Linked DNA regions of Homo sapiens: region 2 is linked to region 1. Evidence: read pairs that join two places in POLR2A ChIA-PET (ENCODE). Cell type or tissue: K562. All regions are shown on one strand. Each heading gives the region's core, and the rest is flanking DNA. Links, peaks and the distances in the headings are about the cores only. Region 1 overlaps PPP1R15A (protein phosphatase 1 regulatory subunit 15A). Region 2 holds the start of LOC105372432 (a long non-coding RNA gene).

What was found. ChIA-PET counts read pairs that join two places held together with the same protein. Peaks named below come from ENCODE experiments on the same cell type or tissue, not always from the same donor. Only the 100,000 strongest peaks of a DNase experiment are listed, where the experiment ranks them.
Region 2: POLR2A ChIA-PET joins it to region 1 with 18 read pairs; 21 of 35 experiments call an interaction of 5 or more read pairs at or near these places.

What each region holds. Positions count from the first base shown.
Region 1 is chr19:48,872,975-48,883,225 of GRCh38, forward strand. PPP1R15A (protein phosphatase 1 regulatory subunit 15A) reads left to right here. Exons shown (of 3, transcript NM_014330.5): 2 at 251-1,924; 3 at 2,640-3,084. The coding sequence starts at 260. The coding sequence ends at 2,999. TULP2 (TUB like protein 2) reads right to left here. Exons shown (of 13, transcript NM_003323.3): 12 at 9,058-9,229; 13 at 7,993-8,152. The coding sequence ends at 8,037. Among named protein-coding and RNA genes, the nearest start is that of PPP1R15A, 5.7 kb to the left of the region's middle. RefSeq lists cis regulatory regions at 1-354, 514-1,014, 1,394-1,914, 4,994-5,954, 5,511-6,123 and enhancers at 841-1,453, 1,943-1,992, 2,203-2,662, 3,443-3,752, 3,763-4,012 and 4 more. In K562, for the core only: no CTCF peak of the experiment used is centred there; DNase peaks (open chromatin) are centred at 2,417, 2,927, 5,767, 8,981 and 2 weaker places; H3K4me3 peaks cover 3,262 bases.
Region 2 is chr19:48,801,562-48,810,701 of GRCh38, forward strand. It overlaps BCAT2 (branched chain amino acid transaminase 2), which reads right to left. Exons shown (of 11, transcript NM_001190.4): 2 at 5,439-5,513; 3 at 4,956-5,156. It overlaps LOC105372432 (a long non-coding RNA gene), which reads left to right and starts at 5,808. Exons shown (of 3, transcript XR_936017.4): 1 at 5,808-5,838; 2 at 6,408-6,538; 3 at 8,783-9,140. RefSeq lists enhancers at 4,931-5,602, 9,048-9,117. In K562, for the core only: a CTCF peak has its summit at 6,634; DNase peaks (open chromatin) are centred at 5,260, 5,730 and 6,600; H3K4me3 peaks cover 647 bases.

The DNA of each region.
Region 1 (10,251 bases), core at 1,228-9,227:
AGAGAGGGCTGGGGGCTTGGACCCTTGGATCTAAGGCAGAACTAGGGGCTCAGACTCCTGGCTATTGAGAGATAAGAACAGAGCCAAGGGACAGAGATGGGCGTGGCCGAGATCAGAAAGGAATTTGGGACTCTCGCGTTGCTATTTACAATAGTTGTGTTACTATTTCCGTTGCTATGACTCATAGTCACGCCCGGATGCCATCCTCTAAATGGCCCCTAAACTTTATTTTTTTCTCCCCCTTTTCCAGCCCAGACACATGGCCCCAGGCCAAGCACCCCATCAGGCTACCCCGTGGAGGGATGCCCACCCTTTCTTCCTCCTGTCCCCAGTGATGGGCCTCCTCAGCCGCGCCTGGAGCCGCCTGAGGGGCCTGGGACCTCTAGAGCCCTGGCTGGTGGAAGCAGTAAAAGGAGCAGCTCTGGTAGAAGCTGGCCTGGAGGGAGAAGCTAGGACTCCTCTGGCAATCCCCCATACCCCTTGGGGCAGACGCCCTGAAGAGGAGGCTGAAGACAGTGGAGGCCCTGGAGAGGACAGAGAAACACTGGGGCTGAAAACCAGCAGTTCCCTTCCTGAAGCCTGGGGACTTTTGGATGATGATGATGGCATGTATGGTGAGCGAGAGGCAACCAGTGTCCCTAGAGGGCAGGGAAGTCAATTTGCAGATGGCCAGCGTGCTCCCCTGTCTCCCAGCCTTCTGATAAGGACACTGCAAGGTTCTGATAAGAACCCAGGGGAGGAGAAAGCCGAGGAAGAGGGAGTTGCTGAAGAGGAGGGAGTTAACAAGTTCTCTTATCCACCATCACACCGGGAGTGTTGTCCAGCCGTGGAGGAGGAGGACGATGAAGAAGCTGTAAAGAAAGAAGCTCACAGAACCTCTACTTCTGCCTTGTCTCCAGGATCCAAGCCCAGCACTTGGGTGTCTTGCCCAGGGGAGGAAGAGAATCAAGCCACGGAGGATAAAAGAACAGAAAGAAGTAAAGGAGCCAGGAAGACCTCCGTGTCCCCCCGATCTTCAGGCTCCGACCCCAGGTCCTGGGAGTATCGTTCAGGAGAGGCGTCCGAGGAGAAGGAGGAAAAGGCACACAAAGAAACTGGGAAAGGAGAAGCTGCCCCAGGGCCGCAATCCTCAGCCCCAGCCCAGAGGCCCCAGCTCAAGTCCTGGTGGTGCCAACCCAGTGATGAAGAGGAGGGTGAGGTCAAGGCTTTGGGGGCAGCTGAGAAGGATGGAGAAGCTGAGTGTCCTCCCTGCATCCCCCCACCAAGTGCCTTCCTGAAGGCCTGGGTGTATTGGCCAGGAGAGGACACAGAGGAAGAGGAAGATGAGGAAGAAGATGAGGACAGTGACTCTGGATCAGATGAGGAAGAGGGAGAAGCTGAGGCTTCCTCTTCCACTCCTGCTACAGGTGTCTTCTTGAAGTCCTGGGTCTATCAGCCAGGAGAGGACACAGAGGAGGAGGAAGATGAGGACAGTGATACAGGATCAGCCGAGGATGAAAGAGAAGCTGAGACTTCTGCTTCCACACCCCCTGCAAGTGCTTTCTTGAAGGCCTGGGTGTATCGGCCAGGAGAGGACACGGAGGAGGAGGAAGATGAGGATGTGGATAGTGAGGATAAGGAAGATGATTCAGAAGCAGCCTTGGGAGAAGCTGAGTCAGACCCACATCCCTCCCACCCGGACCAGAGGGCCCACTTCAGGGGCTGGGGATATCGACCTGGAAAAGAGACAGAGGAAGAGGAAGCTGCTGAGGACTGGGGAGAAGCTGAGCCCTGCCCCTTCCGAGTGGCCATCTATGTACCTGGAGAGAAGCCACCGCCTCCCTGGGCTCCTCCTAGGCTGCCCCTCCGACTGCAAAGGCGGCTCAAGCGCCCAGAAACCCCTACTCATGATCCGGACCCTGAGACTCCCCTAAAGGCCAGAAAGGTAGGTGCTGAGAGCCCAGATTCTATTTTTTTTTTTTTTTTAATTGAGTTGGAGTCTTGGGCTGTCACCCAGGCTGGAGTGCAGCGGCATGATCTTGGCTCACTGCCAACCTCTGCCGCCCAAGTTCAGGCGATTCTCGTGCCTCAGCCTCCAGAGTATCTGGGATTACAGGCGCATGACACCACACCCAGCTAATTTTTTTTGTATTTTTAGTAGAGACGGGGGTTTTGCCATGTTGGCCAGGCTGGTCTCAAACTCCTGACATCACGTGATCCACCCATCTCAGCCTCCCAAAGTGCTGGGATTACAGGCGTGAGCTACCACATCTGGCTGAGAGCCCAGATTCTTGAGTCTTAGAAAGAAAGGGGGCTGGGGGCCGAGACTTCTGGGTCCCTGTATGTTGCAGAGGGTTGCATGTCATCTCCATGGAGAAGGCTGTGTACGCTGTCACGCAATCCCTTGTAAGAGGCCAGGCCCCTGGGGGAGGAGGGAGCAGCTGTGGCTCACAGCAGCCCCAGGAAACCACCTCTTCCTTCAGTGAGTCAGATAGATAGAGAATCCCGTGACAGTGACAGGCAAGTGACTAGCCAGATAGAAAGCATTTTTGTGTAATAACTAATTTTTGTTTGCTTCTCTCTCTCTCTTCCCCGCCCTCCCCATCCGGATTCCCGTGGCTGTGTGCATCTCCTGCCTGTGTCCCCATGTCTGCCCGCAGGTGCGCTTCTCCGAGAAGGTCACTGTCCATTTCCTGGCTGTCTGGGCAGGGCCGGCCCAGGCCGCCCGCCAGGGCCCCTGGGAGCAGCTTGCTCGGGATCGCAGCCGCTTCGCACGCCGCATCACCCAGGCCCAGGAGGAGCTGAGCCCCTGCCTCACCCCTGCTGCCCGGGCCAGAGCCTGGGCACGCCTCAGGAACCCACCTTTAGCCCCCATCCCTGCCCTCACCCAGACCTTGCCTTCCTCCTCTGTCCCTTCGTCCCCAGTCCAGACCACGCCCTTGAGCCAAGCTGTGGCCACACCTTCCCGCTCGTCTGCTGCTGCAGCGGCTGCCCTGGACCTCAGTGGGAGGCGTGGCTGAGACCAACTGGTTTGCCTATAATTTATTAACTATTTATTTTTTCTAAGTGTGGGTTTATATAAGGAATAAAGCCTTTTGATTTGTAGCGAGCAGCGTCTGTATGTGTCAGAAACTGACAGCATTCTACTTACAGGTCCCTGAGGGAGCTGGGAAGAGAATAGCATAAAACAAAGCACTTCAATGGCGGATAAACCGCTTTTCCTCAAATTTGCTACCACTCATCCTGAGGCTTCTTTTGAACCTAACAGTGCAGGGACCAGCCCCACAGGGTCGGTGGGCTTCTCCCTGTGTGCGGCGACGAGAGAGTGTAGAAATAAAGATACAAGACAAAGAGATAAAAGAAAAGACAGCTGGGCCCGGGGGATTACTACCACCAATGCGCGGAGACCAGTAGTGGCCCCGAATGTCTGGCTGCGCTGATATTTACTGGATACAAAGCAAAAGGGGCAGGGTAAGGAGTGTGAGTCATCTCCAATGATTGATAAGGTCACACGAGTCACGTTTCCACCGGACAGGGGGCCCCTCCCTGTTTGGCAGCCCAGGTGGAGAGAGAGAGGAGACAGCTTATGCCATTATTTCTGCATTTCAGAGACTTTTAGTACTTTTACTGATTTTGCTACTGCTATCTAGAGGGCAGAGCCAGGTGCACAGAGTGGAACAGGAAAGTGAAACAGGAGCGTGACCGCTGAAGCACAGCATCACAGGGAGCCGGTTAGGCCTCCGGATAACTGTGGGCCAGCTTGACTAATGTCAGGCCCTCCACAAGAGGTAGAGGAGCAGAGTCTTCTCTAAACTCCCGCAGGGAAAGGGAGACTCCCTTTCCTGGTCCGCTAAGTAGCGGGTGTTTTTCCTTGACACTGAGGCTACCGCTAGACCATGGTCCACTTGGCAACGGGCGTCTTCCCAGATGCTGGCGTTACCGCTAGACCAAGGAGCCCTTCTGCTGGCCCTGTCCGGGCATAACAGAAGCCTCGCACTCTTGTCTTGTGGTCACTTCTCACTATGTCTCCTCAGCTCCTATCTCTGTATGGCCTGGTTTTTCCTAGGTTATGATTATAGAGCGAGGATTATTATAATATTGGGATAAAGAGTAATTGCTACAAACTAATGATTAATGATATTCATATATAATCATATCTAAGATCTATATCTGGTATAATTATTCTTGTTTTATATTTTATTATACTGGAACAGCTCATGTCCTCGGTCTCTTGCCTCGGCACCTGGGTGTCTTGCCGCCCACATAACAGCTGGTGGGTTTTATAGTTTTTTTTGTTGCTTTTTTTGAGACTGAGTCTCGCTCTGTTGCCCAGGCTGAAGTGCAGTGGTGCAATCTCAGCTCACCACAACCTCTGCCTCCCAGGTTCAAGTGATTCTCCTGCTTCAGCCTCCCGAGTAGCTGGGACTAGAGGTGTGCGCCACCACGCCTGGCTAATTTTTGTATTTTTAGTAGAGACAGGGTTTCACTATGTTGGCCAGGCTGGTCTCAAACTCCTGACCTTGTGATCCACCTGCCTTGGCCTCCCAAAATGCTGAGATAACAGGCGTGAGCCAATGCACCCGGCCTATGTATTTTTGTTTGTTTGTTTGAGATGGAGTCTCGCTGTGTCACCCAGGCTGGAATGCGGTGGCACGATCTCTGCTTACTGCAACCTCCGCCTCCTGGGTTCAAGCGATTCTCCTGTCTTAGTCTCCTGAGTAGCTGGGATTACAGGCACACTCCACCATGCCTGGCTAATTTTTGTATTTTTAGTAGAGACGGGGTTTCACTACGTTGATCAGGCTGGTCTCGAACTCCTGACCTCATGATCCACCCGCCTTGGCCTCCCAAAGTGCTGGGATTACAGGCGTGAGCCACCGCACCCAGACCCGGCCTGTAGTTTTTCTTTGACATCTGCCTAAATTGTATTAAACTTGGGACAATTATCACCACCCCCCCAAGGGAGCTGGAGAATTGAGTCACGGATCCCTAAAAGGAGGCAGAATTGTCTGTGCCTTGCTGGACCATTAAGGCTCAATCTCTACAGGCCTTTACATTCTCCTCCGTTGCTTTGATACCAGTGGGTATCGAGGTCCCCAAGCCCGGGTGGGACCTCCCCCTCAGCCAGTGTTCAGGCTCTTGACACAGTCATGAAAATGAATTCAAGGACGAGTTGGAAAAGAGTGAAAATACAGGATTTATTGCAAAGGGGAAAGTCCACACTCATGAAAGGGGACTCGAGAGAATCACGTGCAAGGGGGGTTGAGGCTGCTACCGTTATGGGTTTTTTGTTTGTTTGTTTGTTTTTTAAAGATGGAGTCTTGTTCTGTCCAGCCCAGGCTGGAGTGTAGTGACACGATCTCAGCTCACTGCAACCTCCACCTCCTGGGTTCAAACAATTCTCCTACCTTAGCTTCCCAAGCAGCTGGGACTGCAGGCGCCACCACACCTGGCTAATTTTTTGTATTTTTAGTAGAGACAGGGTTTCTCCATGTTGGCCAGGCTGGTCTCAAAGTCCTGACCTCAAGTGATCCACCTGCCTCAGCCTCTCAAAGTGCTGGGATTACAGACGTGAGCCACCACGCTGGCCCTTTTTGGATTTTTTTAACCAAGGGGTAAAATACTCATGAGCATTCCTGGAAAAAGATGGAGATTTCTCAGAACTGTGGTGCCACCCATCTTTACACCAAATATGGGTGTTCCTGGGACCGTCATGATGCTGGTGGGTGTGTGACTGTGTTGATGAACATATAATGAGGTCCTACGTGAAACCGAGGTCAGACCCAGTGCCATATTGGGTCTAGTCGGACTTAGCCTACTTGGCCCACGCCCTGGTTTTTCAGGATCTTATCAGCCCATAGCTTCTGTAGCTATTTCAAGTTTCCTGTTGCTGGTCTGGTCTTGTGAAACTGCTGCCTGGAATTTTCTAATCTCCTGCAACCACCCTGTATGATTGCTGTTGCAGCCTGATTTTACATTTATAAGCCCTGTGTCCATAGGCCTAGTTTCCTTATCTGTAAGCTGACTAACAATTGTACATATCTTATGGGATTGTAAGGCCCCAAAGGAGTTAAAACAATGCTCATGAAATAAATGCTATAATACGGTAATTATTCTATATACCGTTATTCTTTTTTTTTTTTTTTTTTTTTTCCTGATACGGAGTCTCACTCTGCTGCCCAGGCTGGGGTGCAGTGGTGGGCTCTCGGCTCACTGCAACCTCCACTTCCCAGGTTAAAACAATTCTCCTGGATCAGCCTCCCAAGAAGCTGGGACTACAGGTGTGCGCCACCACTTCCAGCTAATTTTTTTTTTTTTTATGGAGTTTCACTCTTGTTACACAGGCTGGAGTGCAATGGCACGATCTCAGCACACCAGCAACCTCCGCCTCCTGGGTTCAAGCGATTCTCCTGCCTCAGCCTCCTGAGCAGTTGGGATTACAGGCGTGAGCCATCACGCCCAGCTAAGTTTTGTATTTTTAGTAGAGAAGGAGTTTCACCATGTTGGTGGTCAGGAGTTTGAGACTCCTGACCTCATGATCCGCCCACCTCAGTCTCCCAAAATGCTGGGATTATGGGCATGAGCCACTATGCCCACCTCTACCTCTAATTTTTAATTTTTTTTTTTTTTTTTGAGACCGAGTCTCTCTGTGTCACCCAGGCTGGAGTGCAGTGGCGTGATCTCGGCTCACTACAACCCCCTGGGTTCAAGCAATTCTCCTGCCTCGGCCTCCCTAGTACCTGGGATTATATGCGTGCGCTACCACGCAGGGCTAATTTTTGTATTAATCTACCTCTAGACCTTCACAGAATGCAGGCTCCTCTCATCCTCCTAACCTAATGGCCTTTCATTAGCTTTACAAAAGCAGCTTAGTTAAACTAGAAATCCTAGCACTTTGGGTGGCCGAGGTAGATGGATCACTTGAGGTCAGGTTTTTGTTTGTTTGTTTGTTTTGTTTGTTTATTTTGAGGCAGAGTCTTGCTCTGTCGCCCAGGCTGGAGTGCAATGGCAGGATCTTGGCTCCCTGCAACCTCCGCCTCCCGAGTTCAAGTGATTCTCCTGCCTCAGTCTCCTGAATAGTTGGGATTATAGGGGCCCGCCACCACACAGGGCTAATTTTTGTATTTTTAGTAGAGACGGGGTTTCACCTTGTTGGTCAGGCTGATCTCTAACTCGAGGTCAGGAGTTTGAGACCCCCACTCCTGCCATATAATCCTTTCATTTCCCCAAGGCAACCAAGCCTAATTCCACCTAATTAAAAACCTTTGTATGAGTGCTACCTGCTGCCTGAGGATCCCAACCCTGAGGCCTCTTGCTCAGCTAGTTGCTCCTGATTCTTCAGATGTAGTGTGAAAATTCCTTTTTTTGGTGGGGGGATAGAGTCGCATTCTGTTGCCCAGGCTGGAGTGCAGTGGCACGATCGGGTCACTGCAACCTCCGCTTCCCAGATTCAAGCAATTCTCGTGCCTCGGCCACCGGAGTAGCTGGGATTACAGGCATGCGCCACCATGCCCAGCTAATTTTTGTATTTTTAGTAGAGACGGGGTTTGCCATATCGGCGAGGCTGGTCTCGAACTCCTGACCTCAAGTGATCCTTCCGCCTCGACCTCCTAAAGTGTTGGGATTCCAGGTGTGAGCCACCGCGCCCGGCATTTTTTTTTTTTTTTTTTTTTTGAGACAGAGTCTAGCTGGAGTGAAGTGGAGCTATCTCAGCTCACTGCAGCCTCCGCCTCCCAGATTCAAGTGTTTCTTCTGCCTCAGTCTCCTGAATAGCTGGGATTACAGGTGCCTGCCACCACGCCCAGCTAATTTTTGTACTTTTAGTAGAGACGGGGTTTCACATGTTGGCCAGGCTGGTCTCGATCTCCTGACTTCAGGTGATGCACCAGCTTCAGCCTGCCAAAGTGTTGGGATTACAGGCGTGAGCCACCTTGCCCGGTCAGTGTTGGTTATTAAGGTGGTGCAAAAGAAGGCATGTCGGGGCCCTTCCTCCAAATGAGGAGGCACAGAAGCTGGCAAGGGTATGGTATTTTATTGAGTTATTCAACAGCCAGCTTCTAATTGAAACTGGACAAGCAGATGCTGAAGGCCTGGAGCGGGCTAAATGGAAAGCAGAAGTCCATGGTGAATGTGTCTGGGCCCACTCGGCCGAACTGGAGCACCAGATGTTCTTCTGAGAAGTGAATCAGGAACAAAGCCTTAGCCTGACTCTCTCATCTCCCAGCTTCGAGAACTGAGACTTTTTTTTTTTTTTTTTCTTTTTTTTTTTTTTTTGAGACAGAGTCTTGCTCTGTCGCCCAGGCTGGAGTGCAGTGACCTGATCTTGGCTCACTGCAACCTCCACCTCCCAGGTTCAAGCAGTTCTTCTGCCTCAGCCTCCCAAGTAGCTAGGATTACAGGCATGTGCCACCACGTCCGGCTAATTTTTTTTTTTTTTTTTTTTTTTGAGATGGAGTCTCGCTCTGTTGCCCAGGCTGGAGAGCAGTGGCGCGATCTCGGCTCACTGCAAGCTCCGCCTCCCGGGTTCACACCATTCTCCTGCCTCAGCCTCCTGATTAGCTGGGACTACAGGTGACCACCACTACACCCAGCTAATTTTTTCTGTGTTTTTAGTAGAGACGGGGTTTCACCGTGTTAGTCAGGATGGTCTCAATCTCCTGACCTCGTATCCGCCCGCCTCGGCCTCCCAAAGTGCTGGGATTACAGGTGTGAGCCACAGTGCCCGGCCTAATTTTTGTATTTTTAGTAGAGACAGGGTTTCACCATGTTGGCCAGGCTGTTCTTGAACTCCTGACCTCAGATGATCCACCCACCTCGGTCTCCCAAAGTGCTAGGATTATAAGCGGGAGCTACCGCGCCAGGCCGAGAATGGAGACTTTTAAGAGGCTGAGCGGTGCCCTTACTAAGCCAGAAACCCTGAGGGTGTGTAAACTACAATTCCCAATAGGCTTTGCAATAGGGTGGCATCTGCCCTGCCTAGAAAAACGCTCAAGTGATGATGGGAGATGTAGTTCCCTTCCGTTCACACCCTAACCCCCACCCCACCTGGCCCGGCTAAACTGGTTTCCAGGAGCTCACGGTGTTTGGGATCCACGATTTGGAAGTTCTTCACCGAAGCCCGAGTGACTCGACCATGGAAATTGAGCGTGTAGACACCGTTCTCCTTGTCCCACGACGGGGTTTTGTTGTGCAACAAAAGCAACCCTTGTTTGTCCCCACGTTGGTAACGACTCAGTAGCGACTCCTGTTCCTAGAAGGTAAAGAAGGGGCTGTGGTTTTCTCAGAGGCTTTCGAAACTCCATCTTGAACAGGGGCGACTCCATCTTGAACAGGGGCGACTCCATCTTGAACAGGGGCTGGGTAAAATGAGGATGAGACCTGCTGGGCTGCGTTCCCAGGAGGTTAGGCATTCTTAGTCACAGGATGAGACAGGAGTTTGACAGGACTGGTATCACAATGTTAGAAATGCTTGTTCCCCGGTGCAGTAAAGAAATAGCACTTGAGCATAAATTTAATTTCCTCAGCAAGGCCATTTTTTAACTTTCTGCAGAAAGGGTACACTCACCAGGAGTTTTGCCATGAGAGTACACTGAACAAAGGAGACAGGGTCATTTATAACCTGGCGCATCCACCCTACTGCCGTGTAGGGTTTCCATTGGCTGGAACGGGACCTCACGTTCTGTATTTGTCCCAATTGGCTAGCAACTTAGAACTTTTTAAAAGAGGGAAAAGCAGAAGAATACAAAGTAAGGAGGAAGTAACTTGTGGAATGTTGAGAAAGGTAAAAACACCTTCAAATAAGGAAGAGGAACAGGCTATGACCTAATGCTTGCTTGGACCGGTACAAGCATGCCAGGGCAAATATTTAGGGTAAATTGTGGGAGCTAAAAACGTAAAGTACACTGATTTCTTTATTATGGCTAACAGATATTTAAGAATGTTAGCACAGGTCTTTGAATAAATTTTGCTTGTAAGAGAGGTTACTGCCGGGCACGGTGGCTCACGCCTGTAATCCCAGCACTTTGGGAGGCCGAGGCGGGTGAATCACGAGGTCAGGAGATCGAGACCATCCTGACTAACACAGTGAAACCCCGGCTCTACTAAAAATATAAAAAATTAGACGGGCATGGTAGCGGGCGCCTGTAGTCCCAGCTACTCAGGAGGCTGAGGCAGGAGAATGGCGTGAGCCGGGGAGGTCGAGCTTGCAGTGAGCCGAGATCGCGCCACTGCACTCCAGCCTGGGCGACAGAGCAAGACTCTGTCTCAAAAAAA
Region 2 (9,140 bases), core at 1,036-9,035, 72 kb before region 1:
CAAAATATATATATATATATTACACCATAAAAGCTATAGAAGGAAACAAAAATAACTGTTTTATATCTTGGATTGGGAATTTTATTTTTTATTTTATTTGAGATGGAGTCTCACTCTGTTGCCCAGGCTGAAGTGCTCTATCTTGGCTCACTGCAACCTCTACCTCCCAGGTTCAAGCAATTCTTTTGCCTCAACCTCCCAAGTAGCTGGGATTACAGGTGCCTACAACCACGCCCGGCTAATTTTTGTGTTTTTGGTAGAGACGGGGTTTCACCACGTTGGCCAGGCTGGTCTTGAACTCCTGACCTCAGGTGATGCGCCCACCTCGGCCTCCCAAAGTGCTGGGATTACAGGCGTGAGCCACCACGACTGGACTTTTTTTTTTTTTCCAATTTCTTGTACAGATAGGGTCTTACTATGTTGCCCAGGCTGGTCTTGAACTCCTGAGCTCAAGCAATCCCCCTGCCTCTTCTTCCCAGCCCCAGATGAATTTTTTAAAACCTAACCTGATAGAAAAATCAGCCTAGCAAATGGACAGTTCACACAAAAGGAAATACAGGTGGCCCTTAAGCTCGTGAGAAGATAGTCAATTTCATTAATCACTAGGGAGAAAAATGCAAATTAAAATTAGTTTGAGATACCTTTAAAACCACATGGGAGATTGGAAAAGATCTAAAACTTGGACAAGGGTTGTCCAAGGTATGGAAACAGGCTCTGCTGGTGGGTGTGGAAACTGACACACCCTGTAGATGTAGATGTGGCGATACGTATCAAGATTACAAGCATACATATCCTTTGACCTACAGTTCCCGAAATTGAGCCTCTAGATACATTTGCACTTAAACAAGTGACTAAAGAAGGGACGTGTGTACTGGATTCCTTTTTTTTTTTTTTTTTTTTTTTTGAGATGGAGTCTCACTCTGCCACCCAGGCTGGAGTGCAGTGGCGCAATCTCGGCTCACTGCAACCTCCGCCTCCCGGGTTCAAGCAATTCTCCTGCCTCAGCCTCCCGAGTACCTGGGATTACAGGCACCCGCCACCACACCCAGCTAATTTTTGTATATTTAGTAGAGATGGGGTTTCACCATGTTGGCAAAGCTGGTCTTGAACTCCTGACCTCAGGTGACCCACCTGCCTCAGCCTCCCAAAGTGCTGGGATTGCAGGTGAGCCATCACAGCCGGCCCTGTACTAGATTCTTTATTGCAAAATTGTTTATAATAGACTGGAAACAACCTAAGTGTCCAACAGTAGGGGATTGCCTAAGGAGGTGCATTGTTAGGATGATACAGCATGAGGCTGCAAGAAAGATGGAAAAAGCTCTTTAAGCTTTAAGGTATAGAGAAGAATTTCCAGGCCCAGTATGATGGCTCATACCTGTAACCCCAGAACTGGGAGGCTAAGGTGGGAGAATTGCTTGAAGCCAGGAGTTCGAGACCAGCCTGGGCAACAAAGTGAGATCCTGTCTTTGCACAAGATTTAAAAATTAACTGGGCAAGGTGGTGTGTGCCTGTAGTCCTAGCCACTCGGGAGGCAGAGGCAGGAGGATCACTTGAGCCTAGGAGGCGGAGGTTGCAGTGAGCTGAGACCATGCCACTGCACTCCAGCCTGGGAAACAGAGCAAGACACCGTCTCAAAAACAAAACAAAACAAAACCCAGGTAAAAGAGCCCGGATACACCGGATATAGTGGCTCATGCCTGCAATCCCAGGACTTTGGGAGGCTGAGGCAGGAGGATCACTTGAGCTTAGAAATCTGAGATCACCCTGGGCAACATAACAAGACCCCATCCCTAAAAAAAAATAAAATAAAATAAAAATTAGCTGGGCATGGTGGTGCACACCTGCAGTCCCAGCTACTTGGAAGGCTGACGCAGGTGGATCGCTGGAGCCTGGGAGGTCAAGGCTGCAGTGAGCCAAGATCGTGCCACTGCACTCCAGCCTGGGCTACAGAGCAAGACCCTTTCTCAAAAAAAGAGTCATAACAACAACAACAAAAATGCAGGTGGCCAGGCTTGGTGACTCACGCCTGTAATCCCAGCACTTTGGGAGGCCGAAGCAGGTGGATCACTTGAGCTCAGGAGTTCAAAACCAGCCTGGGTAACATGGTGAAACCCCATCCCTATTATTTAAAGATAATAAATAAACAAATACAGGTAGACAAAGACAGAAAGCAGACTAATGGTTGTCATGGGCTGGGGTGAGGGACAATGGGTACTGATTAATAGGTATGGGGGATTAAACAGTTCTGAACCTTGATGGTGCTGATGGTTGCATAACATTGCCTGCCACTGAATTATGGGCTTTAAAATGGTTGGAGGCTGGGCGCCGTGGCTCACGCCAGTAATCCCAGCCCTTTGGGAGGATGAGGCGGTGGATCATCTGAGGTCGGGAGTTTGAGACCAGCCTGGCCAACGTGGTGAAACCGTGTCTCTACTAAATATACAAAAATTAGCCAATAGTGGTGCATGTCTATAATCCCAGCTACTCAGGAGGCTGAGGCAGGAGAATCACTTGAACCTGGGAGGCAGAGGTTGCAGTGAGCCAAGATTGTGCCACTGCACTCCAGCCTGGGCAACAAGAGTGAAACTCTATCTCATAAATAAATAAACAAACAAACAAACAAATAAAATGGTTGGAATCCCACATTTGATGCTGTGTGTTATTATGTATGCGTATTAGTACCACAATAATAAAAAATAAGGCCAGGCATGGTGGCTCACGCCTGCAATCCCAGCACTTTGGGAGGCTGAGGTGGGCAGATCACTTGAGGCCAGGAGTTCGAAAACAGCCTGGCCAACATGGTGAAACCCTGGCTTTACTAAAAATACAAAAATTAGCCGGGTGTGGTGGCGGGCGCCTGTAATCCCAGCTACTGGGGAGGCTGAGGCAGGAGAATCACTTGAACCCGGGAGGCGGAGGTTGCAGTGAGCGAGATTGTATCATTGCACTCCAACCTGGGGGACAGAGTGAGACTCTGTCTCTAAATAAATAAATAAGAAAAAATAAAATAAAAAATAATACACGTGGTCGGCCTGCAATCCACACATGCCCTGGAGTGTGGGTGACATAGGGACAGCATTGTCCTACTCCCTCATCCTCCCCCTTCCGCCCCCTGGACCCGCGGGATCACAGCAGTGCGTTCTGTCTGCCAGGGCCACAGGCTTCCTCTGCTCTCACTCAGCTGAAGAAAAAGTACTGGGTCCCCAGCCAGAGGACAACTGCTGTGCTGGGCTGAAGGGAGAAGTGTGTGGTGGTCTCCAAGTAACCAGCTTCCTGGGGGCTCAGCAGGCGGAATCCTGCCCATCACGCTTATGTACTGGCAGGAGTGTCTGGCTGTGATTGGAGGTGTGTGTGCTCTGTACAGAATCGACTGGTGTTGCTTAGATGTCCAGAGTGGGAGGGGAGAGGGGAAAAAACAAAACCTTAAAATTCTGGAAAGGAAGGAAGAAAGGAAAAAACAGAGGGAGGGAGGGAAAGGAAAGAAAGGAATGGAATAAAAGTCTTCATGCCACAGAACTGTGCCCTGGAGGACTAAAATCAGCCAACCTGCTAACCAGTTACTGGAGCTGTAAGATGCTCACTTAAATCTTGTCTCAACCAAAGTTTCCTTCTGAAGACCTTGCTTTCAGCCGCAGCTATAAGTCCTAAAACCAAATGCCTCCTGGATCTGTCTCCTAGAAACTTCACAGTATCTCAGGCTCACCAGGTGCCACAAAGCCGCTCCTCCTCCTGGGTCCCCATGTGGGGACAGGCCCAAGGTCTACCTGGTCACCAGCCCGGCTTCCTAGCCTGCAACTCTTGCCCTCCACATGGCCTGAGAGGGCTCTTACTATACCCAGACATGGCCCTGCCCCTCCCTTCCTCAGAGCCCTCAGTGGCTCCCAGCACCCTTGGACAAGGCCCCAGCCCCTCAGCTCCTCCATGGCCCTGACATTTTCAGCCTCCTTAACCATGCTCCAACACCGCAATTTCTCCCAAATGTACCAGGCTCTACTCCCGTTTGGGGTTTGGATTGGCTGTCTCCACTCCTGCCATCCCCCACCGACTGTCCCCCTTCCCGCCATCTCCAACTGTCCCCTCTCCCGCCATCCCCCCTGGGCTGTCTCCTCTCCTGCCATCCCTCCCCCGGCTGGCCCTCTCCCACCATCACTTCCCCGGCTGTCCCTCTCCCGCCATCCCTCCCCCGGCTGTCCCTCTCCTGCCATCCCTCCCCCGGCTGTCCGTCTCCCGCCATCCCTCCCCCGGCTGTCCGTCTCCCGCCATCCCTCCCCTGGCTGTCCCCTCTCCCACCATGCCTCCCCTGGCTGTCCCCTCTCCCGCCATCCCTCCCCTGGCTGTCCCCTCTCCCGCCATCCCTCCCCTGGCTGTCCCCTCTCCCGCCATCCCTCCCCTGGCTGTCCCCTCTCCCGCCATCCCTCCCCTGACTGTCCCCTCTCCCGCCATCCCTCCCCTGGCTGTCCCCTCTCCAGCCATCCCCCTGGCTGTGCCCTCCCCCACCATCTCCCCCCCCAATGGCTGTCCCCTCTCCCGCGATCATCCTGGCTGTCCCTCTCCCGCCAGCCCCCCGGCTGTCCCCTTTCCTACCATCACCCTGTCACCTCTCCCACCATCCCCCTCTAAGCTTCCCTCTATGCCAGAAGAAGCCATGCTTTCTTTCAAGTGAGGCTGGGGGTCTCTACTGGCCTCCACAGGGCCTCCATCAGAGCACAGATCATACTGAGTTATGCCCACAGCATGGGGTTTTCCAAGTGAAGGAACCGGGTCTGCTCATCTCGGGGAACCCAGCATCACCAAGCATGAGCCTGGAGCATGGAAGGCCTCAGAAAACAAATGGTGAATGCACAGAAAGGAGAAACACACAACAAACAAACCAAGAGAGGTACACCTGGCAAGAGACACAGCAAGGAGGAGGAGATGCAGACAGGGACAGGGAGAGAGGCCGGCCGCCATGCCACCTGCAGGGAGTAGTGGAGGCTGGAGGAGGCTGGGTGCAGCGTGAGGTTCTGGAAGGGCTGGATTCGGGGCTGGCCCCAGCCCTTGTCATTCCATTCCACCATCAGCATGTGGTCGGTAAATGTCTTCCCAAACACCAGGGGCTCGCCGGGGCCAGGCTTCTTATGAGGCTTCTGTGTCATTTCCAGCTGCAGGTCTGCAGCCTGAGGAAAGACAGGGGTATCCTAGAATCTGGCCACAACCTCCCAGCTGAAAAACTACAACTCCCATGAAGCCCTGGGCCTCAGACCCATAGAGAAGAAGGACCTGTCACCCTGGAGGATTCTGGGACATGCAGTTTCATCCCTTGTCTGCGGCCCAATGGCAGGCTGTTAAGCTACCACCACTCACTGCCATCTCTGGGCTGTGGACCTTTTGGAGATGCCCAAAACCAGCTGCCAGCCCCCTCCTCTCTCAGAGCCAAGCATCGAGTTCCCTCCTTTCACCTTGAAACTGGAGGAGGCATATCTTCTGGGACCACACAGAAGCCAAGGGACAGAGAGAAGCTTTCGTGCCCAGATCTGGGTGGAGAAAGAAGTGAGAGAGGGGGTGAGTGGGGCACAGCAGGGGCCCTGGCAGCTCGCTCGCCACCTCCTGCACTTGGAGGTCCCACTGGCCTGCCTGTTCTGTCCCAGTTTCAGTCCATTCTAGACGGGGCAGGTGGTCCTGAAGGAGGCCAAGTCCCCTCCCTGCCCTGACGAGGGCTCGCTGGAAAGAGCTGAGTCAGCTCCCGCCCCCTCCTCCATGCTGCGGCAAAGTCAAACGCAAGCGCCTCCCACCCCAGAGACCTTTGGTCGCAGCCTGGAGATCAGCTCAGACAAGAAAACAACCAGGGAAGGCACACAGGTAAGTGAAGGCCTCCGGGTACCCAAGTGCTGACAGGCCTTAGAAGACCAAGGACCGACAGGTCCTGCTCCCCCAGAGCTCAGGGGTGCAGACCCCAGGCCCGCCTCCCTCAGACCTAAGTAAGAGTCCAGACTCTAGCTGCCTCCTCCCTCAGACCCGAAGTCTGGGCCCCCAGCCCCTCCTCCCTCAGACCCTGGAGTCCAGGCCTCAGACCCTCCTCCCTTACATCCAGGAGTACAGGCCCCACCCCTCCTCCCTCAGACCCAGGAGTCCAGTTCCCCAGCCCCTCCTCCGCCAGACCCAGGAGTACAGGTGCTTATTCTCTGAAGGTATTCGATCAACTGGGCTCTGATTACCTGAAATACAAACCCATTTTGGCAGTGACTCCAATTCCCTTCAGCCCCTGGGGCTGAGGGGCAGCTACAGGGGCCTGGGGAGCCACTGCAGTCCTCACTGCATGAGGCTCAGGCGGGTCCTCCCAGAGGGGAGTAGGAAGAGCAGGTCTGGCTGTGTCCAGCAGGCTGGGCCCTCTCTGGTGACCTTTGACCTCACAAGGCCTCTTTCCCCAGCCCTGTGGGGAGGCGTTGGGGCGTGAGGTTGAGAGAGACAGAGTGGCCTGGCCTGGCCTGCCCTGTGAGCTGGGTGAGTTGGCACTGATTCTGGAAGATGGACGTGAATGGGCGTGGTCACTTGTCGCTAGGTGAGTTGCTGGGAGATGGGCCTGCAGCGTGGTCTTGCTGGTGTGAGGCTCCAGGGATTCCGGGGTGATCAGAGCGTGGGTCCCCAGATTGCCTTTGGGTGGCGACATCTAGACTGCTCAGCCTTGCAGCCATGCTTCTGCCCAGAGGGATAGGACACCCACAGTATGAGAGACACAAACACAGTGCGACAGCCAGCCTGTGGGCAGGAGAGCTGCCCTCAGAGCCAAGATGAAAAAAAGAGAGTAAGAGATGGAAGAGGAAGGATGAGAAAAAGAAACACAGAAAGGGGCGCACAAACAGAAAAAAAAAAAAACAAAAACAGAAATTGACGCCAAGAAACAAGAGATGCCAAAATAGATCTAATCATAGAAAGAGGCCACACGCAGTGGCTCGCGCCTGTAATCCCAGCACTGTGGGAGGCCGAGGCAGGAGGATAGCTTGAGGCCAGGTGTTCAAGACCAGCCTGGGCAACATAGGGAGACCCTGTCTCTACAGAAAATACAAGTTAGCTGGGTGTGGTGGCGGGCGCCTGTAGTCCCAGCAACTTGGGAAGCTGAGGCAGGAGAATTGCTTAAACCCAGGAGGCGGAGGTTGCAGTGAGCCGAGATGGTGCCACTGCACTCCAGCCTGGGCGACAGAGCAAGACTCTCTGTCTCAATTAAAAAGAAAAAAAACAAAGAAAGAAAGTAGGCAGCTGGCTCAGTAGCTCATGCCTGTAATCACAGCACTTTAGGAGACAGAGGTGGGAGGACTGCATGAGGCCAGGAGTTCAAGATCAGCCTGGGCAATATAGCAAGACCCTGTCTCTACAAACAATTTAAAAATTAGCCAGGTATGGTGGCACACACCTGTAATTCCAGTTACTCAGAAGGCTAAGGTGGGAGGATCACCTTGACCTACTGGTCAAGGCTGTGGTGAGCTACGATCACACTGCTACACTCCAGCATGAGTGATAGAGTGTCTCTCAAAAAAAAAAAAAAAAAAAAAAAAAAAAAAGACCAGCATGGTGGCTCATGCCTGTAATCTGAGGCAGGTGGATCGCTTGAGCCCATCTACTCGGGAGGCTGAGGCACCACAGTCACTTGAACCCATGAGGCGGAGGTTACAGTGAGCCGAGATCGTGCCACGGCACTCCAGCCTGAGCAACAGAGCAAGACTCGGTCAAAAAGAAAAGACGAGACAAAGAAATAAAGTACGTTTGGGGGTTCACAGGGCAGGTCTCTATAATGTGATAGAACCTCCATTATGTCCCATACAGCCCAGGAGTATCACCATCAAAGACCAGGAGTGTCACTGTCAAAGCCCAGCAGTGCCCTCCATACTCCAGGACTGTCCCCATATCACGGCCCCGGAGAGACCCCATCATACCGCAGTCTGCCCTTGTCACAGCCCACACATGACCCCATCACGTCTAGAACTGCCCCCTTTATAGCCCAGGACTCTCCCCCATCACAGACCAGGGCTGTTCTATGATGGCCCAAGATGCTCCACATCACAAGTCCAGATTGTGCCTGTAACTTATCAGAACTGGTCCCCAGCAGAGCCAAGTACTGTCCCAAACAGCTCAGGAATGTCCCCTATCCAAAGCCCAGCACTTTTCCCCATTATAACCAGCATTGTCTCTGCCAAATATCAGGGCTTATTTCCTATTCACCAGGTCTGAAATTAAAAAAAAAAAAAAAATCCCATTGTTGTCTTTTTCAATCCCCAGGACTATCCCTATGTTGCTGTCTAGGCCAGTACCTTCCAGACTGTCCCTACCATGGTCCAGCACTGTCCTCTCCACACCCCGGGACTGTCCCCATCACAGCTGAGGACTCAGCCCAATTATCTCCATTACAGGATATCTCTATCTTCATCAGAGCCTAGGAATGTCCCATCATGAGTTCAGGGCCATTCTATGACACCAGAACTGTGCCATGATGAGACGGTCCACATCAGTCCCAAGTGGACCTGTCAAAGCCCAGTACTGCCCCACCACAGTCCAGGAGTGTCACCACTAAAGCCCAGATTGCCCACATACCCCAGGTATCCCAGGACTATCCCTATCAGTCACTAAGAGCCGAAAAAAGTGAAATTCTGCCCTGACATTCATCAGCTAGGATAAGAGACTCAAATAAAGTCAGGTGTAAAGTTAACAGACAGTTCTCCCAAGGTTACACCGCAGCTGTGAAGGCTTGTAATGACCCCTTTCTTTGGCTGTTTCCTTCCTCACTGAGAAACCTTGTTCTCTGAAATCATAGACTCTGGGAAACGCTGCTGCTGTTTGACATCGCACAGTCAGAAGGGATCGTCTCAGCCAGCCTGCAGCATCTGTCACTTTGACCATGAGACGCTGCCTCGATTTCCAATCCAGGTGCAAAGCTTCAGATAGGAGTTTGGGAAGCACAGCAATCCCCATCTCTTATTTTTTTCAACTTTCATTCCAAGAAAATAGGACCTTGAGTCCAATTCCCAGAGCTGAGACTTGAGGTCCAACTCTGCCTTCACCTGCACCCGGCCCTGGAGGTCTGGGCCCCTTTATTCCAGCTCCCGCACAGGCTGATGCCCCACCGCACCCCAGGGCTCCGCTCCCCAAATCACAACCTCCCCACCCCCACG